Regions from separate parts of the Homo sapiens genome. Here region 1 is linked to region 2. Evidence: chromatin contacts called from ENCODE POLR2A ChIA-PET data. All regions are on one chromosome and are shown on one strand. The core of a region is the stretch at or near the end of the contact, and the rest is flanking DNA. Distances in the headings are between cores, read along the strand shown.

What was found. ChIA-PET counts read pairs that join two places held with the same protein, here RNA polymerase II (POLR2A).
Region 1: POLR2A ChIA-PET joins it to region 2 with 12 read pairs in OCI-LY7. The contact joins the enhancer-like site here to the promoter of VPS26A in region 2. POLR2A ChIA-PET finds 5 or more read pairs at or near these places in 3 of 52 experiments (CD4-positive, alpha-beta T cell, HEK293 and OCI-LY7).

The regions. Positions count from the first base shown.
Region 1 is chr10:69,958,434-69,962,165 of GRCh38, reverse strand. COL13A1 (collagen type XIII alpha 1 chain) reads right to left here. Exons shown (of 41, transcript NM_001368882.1): 41 at 3,022-3,467. The coding sequence ends at 3,465. All of the region lies in intron 2 of LOC107984242 (a long non-coding RNA gene), which reads left to right. Among named protein-coding and RNA genes, the nearest start is that of LINC02636, 49 kb to the left of the region's middle. RefSeq lists an enhancer at 328-828. Within about 2 kb of position 2,110, at least 2 of the 41 ENCODE cell types and tissues checked have a DNase peak (open chromatin) inside an H3K27ac peak, as active enhancers do; they include OCI-LY7, where a contact is called at or near this core.
Region 2 is chr10:69,122,038-69,125,918 of GRCh38, reverse strand. VPS26A (VPS26 retromer complex component A) reads right to left here and starts at 1,741. Exons shown (of 9, transcript NM_004896.5): 1 at 1,639-1,741. The coding sequence starts at 1,641. RefSeq lists enhancers at 777-1,283, 2,148-2,507 and a silencer at 1,488-1,887.

The sequences.
Region 1 (3,732 bases), core at 861-3,360, 840 kb before region 2:
CCCTCCCCAGCTCCATCCTATGCCATTCTGCCAGGCGAAGGCAGGGCCGGGGAAGGGAGGCCAGCACTGGGTGGGGCGGAGATGGGGCGGGGTGGGCATGTGTGGAAGGAGCCTCCTCTTCCCTCAGCAAGGGAAGCAATGTGGCTTCCCTTGGCTCACATGACCACAACCACAACTCCCCAGCCTTGGGGAGAGGCACCATTCGGGCCCAGATGACCCGGTCACACTGTCACCCATGGGGTACTGGCTCATTCTTTGCAGGTATCCAGGTGGACAACGCTAGGCATGTGTCCTGCTGTGCCAGAGCACGCAGCCACAGGCACTGGAATGAGAGAGGAACTGCAGGAGACAAACGGCCTTAAGACCCAGTGCCTTACAATTTACAAAGAACTTTCACCAACATGCTCAGTGGGCAGGGCTGGGTGCACCTCTGGCTCCCTGGGCAGGCAGTTCTCACCAGGAGGTGCCGCAAGTCCCCCAAAACAGACAGCATGTCTTTCTCCTCTGCAAGCCCTCTGTGGCCCCTGTCCATAGGGCTGGCCTTTCCCTGGTCCCTCCTGCAATGTGCCTGCTTCTCCTGTTCCATCACTGGATTGTTTCTTCTCGCCTGGTTGTCCTGGTCTGCTGGGCGTTAGTATGGACTCACAGCTACTGTGCAAACTCTTTGACCACGTGTCTTTTTACTTCTCATCTCCCTGTACTGCATTTGACACACAGCCAAGATTCAAGTGGAGAGGCTTGGGGGCAGGGGCCTGAAGTCAGGAGCCCGGGGTGCAGTCCAGTGATAGGGTGGGGTCCTGGCTGAGTACTATGGCAGCAACAACCGTGTGGGGAGACAATGTGTTTACACACACGGGGCTAAACCTCGGGGGGCTGCAACCCACTGGGCAGGGCAGTGTGGGCTCCGAAACCAGGCCCAGCCTTTTTTTTTTCTGTGACCACTAGGTGGCCTGAAGTGATGTGTGTGACCCTGCCTCAGTTACGGCAAGGACCTTCCCCATCCCCTGGGCTTCCCAGCCACAGCTGTCTCCTCTCTACTTGTTTTCCTTGACTCTGACTTTTAAACTTCTCTTTACACACATTTCTATTTTATTACATAGATTCTTGTGACTTTGAATCCTTTGTGGCAGTAGGTAAAGTGTCATAAGTAAATGAATAACCCCAGGACTGGAACAAAAGAGGTTTCTTTGCCCATTTACCCAGGATATTCAGCTAACACTGACTCTCCCCTTTCTGGGTTCCAGTGAATGTTCTACTCTATCCTGAGATCATCAGTGAGCTGTGATTGCCCTGGCCAGAGCCTGAAGGGGAGGGGGTCAGAACGGGGTCACACCCTGATTGCCTGGGCCCTCGCCTGGGAGGGGAGGAGTGTGGCCTGGAGGTGGGGACACCCGCAGCTAGGGTGACTGTGAATTCTAAGGGGCAGAGGATGTGGGCTGGGCTGCGTTATGACTTTTGGGGGCCCTGGGCAGTTTTGCCTTCCTCCATTAAAAAAATACAAAAAATTATATTTTACAATTGTGCTGGTAGAAAGACAAAAACAATCCTGGCTGGATTCATTGTTATATATTCATTTTTTTTTTCTAAATTTAAAAAGGTGAAAAATTAAGATATTTTTGTGGCCTCTAAAAGTACTCCGTGGCTGCTGGAGAAGTTGTCCCTGGGCTACAGGGCCATGAGAATCCGGCCCAGGGCAAGAAACATCCCTGGGTTCAGATGAACCCTCTTTGTGTCCACAGAGATCAACTCTTGTTCACTACTGCATGGCTTCACTTTTCTTTTTTCTTTCCTTCCTTTTTTTTTTTTTTTTCCTTTTTTTTCTTTTAAGGCAGGGTCTCACTCTGTTGCCCAGGCTGGAGTGCAGCGGTGCGATCATAGCTCACTGCAGCCTGAAACTCCTGGGCTCAAGCAATCTTCCCACCTCAGCCTCCGGAGTAGCTGGGACTACAGGCGAGTGTCACCACACTCAGCTAAATTTTGAAAAATGTTTTTGTAGAGATGAGCGTCTCATTATGTTGCCCAGACTTGCTTCACTTTTCAAATGAGGAACCCAAGACTTAGAAGAGGAAGTTGTCCAAGTTCTAAGCTAAGCTAGTGACATTTAGAGTAAGAATGTTGGTATAGACGTTTTGGGTCTGAGCTGCGTGTGATTTCATTACCATGAGCGCTTGTGAGTGTGACCTCATCCCCACACATGGCAGGGGTCTAATGACTGTGAAGCCCACTAATTTAGAGTTTTGTGTGACAGCATGTGGACAGAGTCTGAAGTTAAATTTCCCTTTGCGTTGTCTAGGAAGAAAGGATGTGTAAAGAAAATGCAAAATGTAAACCAGATGGGGATGTATGTAAAGTACTGGAGTAATTTGTTGTTTTCAAGCTTTTAGAAGCATGAATTTATGTTGTCAAACAGCTAACGATAAACCTGTATGCTACACCACAGGTAAGACTTAACTGGTCATTAAAACCGGTTTCCTGAGACCTTTTCTAAGCAATGCACTAAATATGGAAAGCAATACAACATTATTTCTTAAAAAAATAAAAACAACTTCAGATTGGCCCAGCCCAAGCCCAGATCTAGGCATGTTTCTGAATGCTCTTTGCTGGAGTGGAACAGCAGATGAGGCAAAGCTCCTTCAACTGCTAGTTGTGAGTGAACCCACAAACTCATATCAAGTCAACAGCTGTGATTAGCAATAGCTGGTACTAGGGACTGTAGCTCAAAACAAAACAAAGCAAAACAAACAAGCAAAAACCTACCATAACCCAACAGCAAGAGCAAATGGCTCCTTTGAAACCCTGGGTGCCCTTAGCACAACTGAACCTAAATGCTCACACAGCAAGCACTGTGATAAACTTGGGATCTGTAACAACATACATTGCTCGATAAAGTTCCCTTCCCTCCCTTTGTTGAACCTCACATTTCAAAACCTTACTCCACACTTCTGAGGACCCCTACTTCTGGGAATTCCTGCTTTCACAGGAGAGAATGTATTTAATATAATGATTAATCAGGATCATGAATTGCCATGTTTCATTTCCTTTAATAATGAAAATCCATAAGGGTTTAAAATACTCTTAGACACACCTAGCTTAGCAAATATCATGGACCTCTACATTTATGTGAATTCACACATGAGCTAGCCAGCACCTCAGTTCTGGCTGGCCCCCTTTGGCACCAGGACACAATAATTTATTAAGCTTCGATACTTAATAAATGTGCACAAATATCATGCAGACATTACGACCAAACAAAAAATGTATTAGAGACATAGGCTTATACAAAACATCTTGTAAACAAAAGGGAAGAGGTTGATATTTTCTGTACAAAATATGCAGGTTTTTCTTTCTTTTTTAATAATCTGTAAGATGCATCATACTTCTGGCATTTTCAAAAAGTGAAAACTGTATAAAAATAAATATTCTATGTACAAACACACACACAGGCCAATCCAAGGTTAGAGGCATCACTGCAAAACAAAAACAAAACAATGTTCTGTTAGTTTCAGTGGGTCTGCAGAGGTTTATTTCCTTTGTAGGAAGGGAGGTAAATCTTGTCCTGGGTTGGATGGGAGTTCTGGACAGGAGAACTGTGGGAACCCTGAGCCCCTAGGTGAAAGAAACTGGTGGCGACCTTAGCTCCCTGAAGGGAGGAAACCAAGTTCACCTCTCTGTGAATCCCCTTTGTGGTCACTAGAGGGCACTCTCTTTCTCTGCTGCCTTTGGAGGCCTGAT
Region 2 (3,881 bases), core at 492-2,991:
TTGAGCATTACCAATTAGCAAAAATACATGGTAGATACATAAAAAGGCAACTTTTTAGTCCCCACTGAAGGAATTTCACTAAGTCCAGTGGATGTAAAGAAATGCAACTCATTGCATTTCTGAGGTGGAAGGCTGACTCTCAAAATTCATTCACTTAGCCCATACACAAGCAATGAAACAGCAAATTTTCATACATATATTACATCTGTGACCATTTCAGTGTTTTAAAGTTTTACAATTTAGTTTCTGTTTGGGTAACTTGAAAATATAAACTGCTCTTGAACATAATTCAAAAAAGCGTATTAAAAGTAATAATTACAAATGTAAGCAAAAAATAGGAGGACCTTTTAAGTTTTCTTTTCAAATGATATTCAATTAAAGAAGCCTGCCCTAACACTGACTAGGCAAGGTCCCCCAATACTTCCTTCTTAGTATCTGTCACAATTCTAATTTCCACGTTAAACAAATAATTTACACAAATAAATGTTTATCTCTCCCTACATTGTAAGCTACGAGAGCAGGTAGGCGCTGTTTCCATTTTACTGGGGTCCCCTAGGCACACCTGAGCAATTATTTGTTGAATGAAAGAAAAAAAGCTCTAAGAATGAACATGAATGTCTGGATTTTGTTTTGTTTTGTTTTGAAAGCAACATCATTACTGAAATTAAAAGTTATTTATTCAAAGTAGCTTTTTAAAAATATACCTGGCTCGGCCTTTTAAGCCAAAAGTCTCAAGCAGTCTATTGAATCAGTGAGCTTTGGGAAGAGCAGGTAGTATTAGGAGAGCATACAGTAGGCGCTAAATGAAGAGAACTGACGACTACTACCAGAAAATGGGTAAAATGAGATCTAACCTAGAGACTGCCGACACCCAGCTAAATACCACAATGCCCAGGCTAGTGCTTCCGCGGACTGTGGTGAGAGCACTGATTCCCCTCCCTCCTCTGCCTCATAGGCCGTTTCAACAACCCAGAGCGTTAAGTTCAGCGAAATAGCTTGCGGACGGAAATGAGAGCCAATGCTTAAAACGGCGGGCACCAAACGGGTGTCTCTGGAGTTAAAGATATCCCCCATTCCAACGTCCTTTTATTTTTCTCTCCCATTTTACAAGTGTCAACAGAAAGCCTGAACTGGGGTCATGAAATCAAAGAATGTCACCATAGTCAGGTTTTAAAATATCAGAGTTTATCAAGTTCGTGACACACTGAGTGCCCAAGTCCCCCGAAGAGTCCGGAGGTGGGGGGCTCCCGGGTCGCCCCACCTGGATGGAAGAGAGGCTGCCCGGGAGGAGAACAGGGACTGGCTACCTAGGAAGGGGAGGCGGCGACCAGCCCCCGCAGAGGCGGGGTCCGAGTCCCCAGCCAGAGCCCCAACAAGCAGTCGAAGAACGCGGGCAGAGGCTCCGACATGGCCAGGAGAGCACGCCGCCGCCCGTAGGTGCTCGGGCCTCGCCGAGACCGGGAAGAGGTGGCGCCGCCAGCTTTTCCCAGACCCAGGGGTGGCCCGACAGGCCTAACCCCGCTCCCCGCCCTGCTCCCCCGTCCCCTCCTCCGGCGACGCCCGGCCCGCGGTTGGCCGGCCCGCCGCGCGCTCCGGGACGAGGGCGGGAGGCGAGCGCGCTGGCCGCCGCGCACTCACCATTGTCAACGCCGCCGCCGCGTCCCCCCTACTCCACTCCTCTTCCCTCAGGAGAACTCCCAGCCCCGGCTCCCTCCGCTCCGGCGCTCCGTCACGTGACCTCGGGCCGCCCCTCACACGTGACCGCTCCCTTCCTCTCCCCCACCCCCGCACCCGTCCCTCTCCCAGCCTCCTGCCCCGCCCTGCTGGCCGCCAGGCACTCCGGGGAGAGGCCGCTTGGAGGCGGGGCCTCAGGCTCCACCCTTCGGAGGGTGGAGAGGGGCGGGCAAATTACGTCGAGTGGGCGGGGCCTGAACAGAGGCGGGTTCGCGGGCTCCTCCTCGCCGTCTCTTCGGTCACCGGACGAGCGGTTCCGTGTCCGGCCTCTTTACCGCACCCAGTTCCTCTTTGTGAAAGTTTGAGCGGCTGGGAAGGAAGGAGGAGAGGAAGGATTCATCTGGAGGCTCTCTCCTTGGCTGGGTCCTTGGGTTGCCGAGGCGAGTGGGAGCCCTACTTCCTTAGGCCTCGCAAGAAGAGATGTGCTCTCTTCGTCCACGGCGAGGCGTTCTGCCACCTTGCCTGAACGCAGTCCCGCTCCACCTCCTTCTGAGTCTGGGTTTTCTTAACTTGGCTTTCTCGCCTCTGAAGAGAAGACCAGTAGAAAAAAATCCTAGGGTACAACTTTCATTGCTTCCCAAAGTCCCCAGATGGCCCCTGAGCGACCCACCCTGAGCCTGGAGGGCTCACAAACCCACCGTTCCGCCCAGCCGTTCTGAGAGGGCAAAGGCGCTCCCCCGAAAGTCCCACGGCGCAGCTGAAGACTACGCTGGCCTGAACTGGATCCTCCTCCCTAGTGTAAGCCTATAGGACCTCCAGATGAGGAAAATACTGTGTGGGATTTCAGAGTATAGTGTTGAAGGGCCACAGTGCACTCTATGCATAACCAAAGCAGAAGAAAAATCCATCCCTGAACGCACTATAATTACCCCACCTTAAAACAGAAGTTTGTGAGGCGAGTCCATGAAACAGGTATCAAAAAAAATTTTTTTATACTTAATCCTCAGTGTGAGCCTCAAATTTAAGAGGATTGAAATCAGAGTATCATCTCTAACCGCAATAGAATTAAAATTAGAAATCAACCCAAACAAGCCAGAAAATTCCGGAAATATTGGAAATTAAGCAACATAATTCCAAATCTCTAGGTCAAAGAAGAGATCAATGGAAATTTAAAAATAAGTTGAGGCCGGGCACGGAGGCTCACACTTGTAATCCCAACACTTTGGGAGGCCAAGGCAGGTGGATCACCTGAGGTCAGACACGAGTATCTCTTGAATCCGGGAAGCGGAGGTTGCAGTGCCCGAGATGGAGCCACTGCACTCCAGCCTGGGCGACAGAGCAAGACTCTGTCTCAAAAATAAAAAATAATAAAAATAAAATAATTTGAAATAAAAGATAATAATACAACATATCAAATTTGTGGAATGCAGTGACACTGTGTAAAAGGAAAATTTGTAGCTTTAAATGCACATATTTGGGCCAGGCATGGTGGCTCACAGTCTATAATTCCAGCACTTTGAGAGGCCGAGGCGGACGGATCACTTGAGGTCAGAAGTTTGAGACCAGCCTGGCCAACATGGCGAAACCCCGTCTCTACTAAAAATACAAAAATCAGCGGGGCATGGTGGTGCACGTCTGTAATCCTAGCTACTCGGTAGGCTGAGGCAGGAGGATCACTTAAACCTAGGAGGCAGAGATTGCAGTGAGCCAAGATTGCGCCACTGCACTCCAGCCTGGTGACAGAGCGAGACTCCATCTCAAAAAAAATAAATAACTATAGTAACACTGATATTGTTGTCTGTTTGAACTGTGAAAAGAAAGCAGCAAAAACAATGCAAATCTTTAATTAATAAAAGTGAAAAATGGTTTTTTTCACTTAGAAGATTTGCCTGTCACCTTGAGAGCTACTCTGGTTCCTACCCACTCTTTTCTGGGACTTAAATATCAACATAACAAAGAGAATAGATGAAAATGCCACACAGGCAAAGAAATACTAGCGAAGCCAGGTATAAATAAGAGGTGGCAAAGAAAGTCACACTAGAAACCAATTTGTACTAATTATTTATTCTACTGATCAAAACCCAATCAATAATTGTGCTATCATAATAAATACAAGAAGCAACAGAATTGTTGAGCTAGTTATTTGTCTGTCTGCCTACCTATCAATCTATTCAGCAAGCCAGAATGTTAGAGCTAGATTGTGAGCA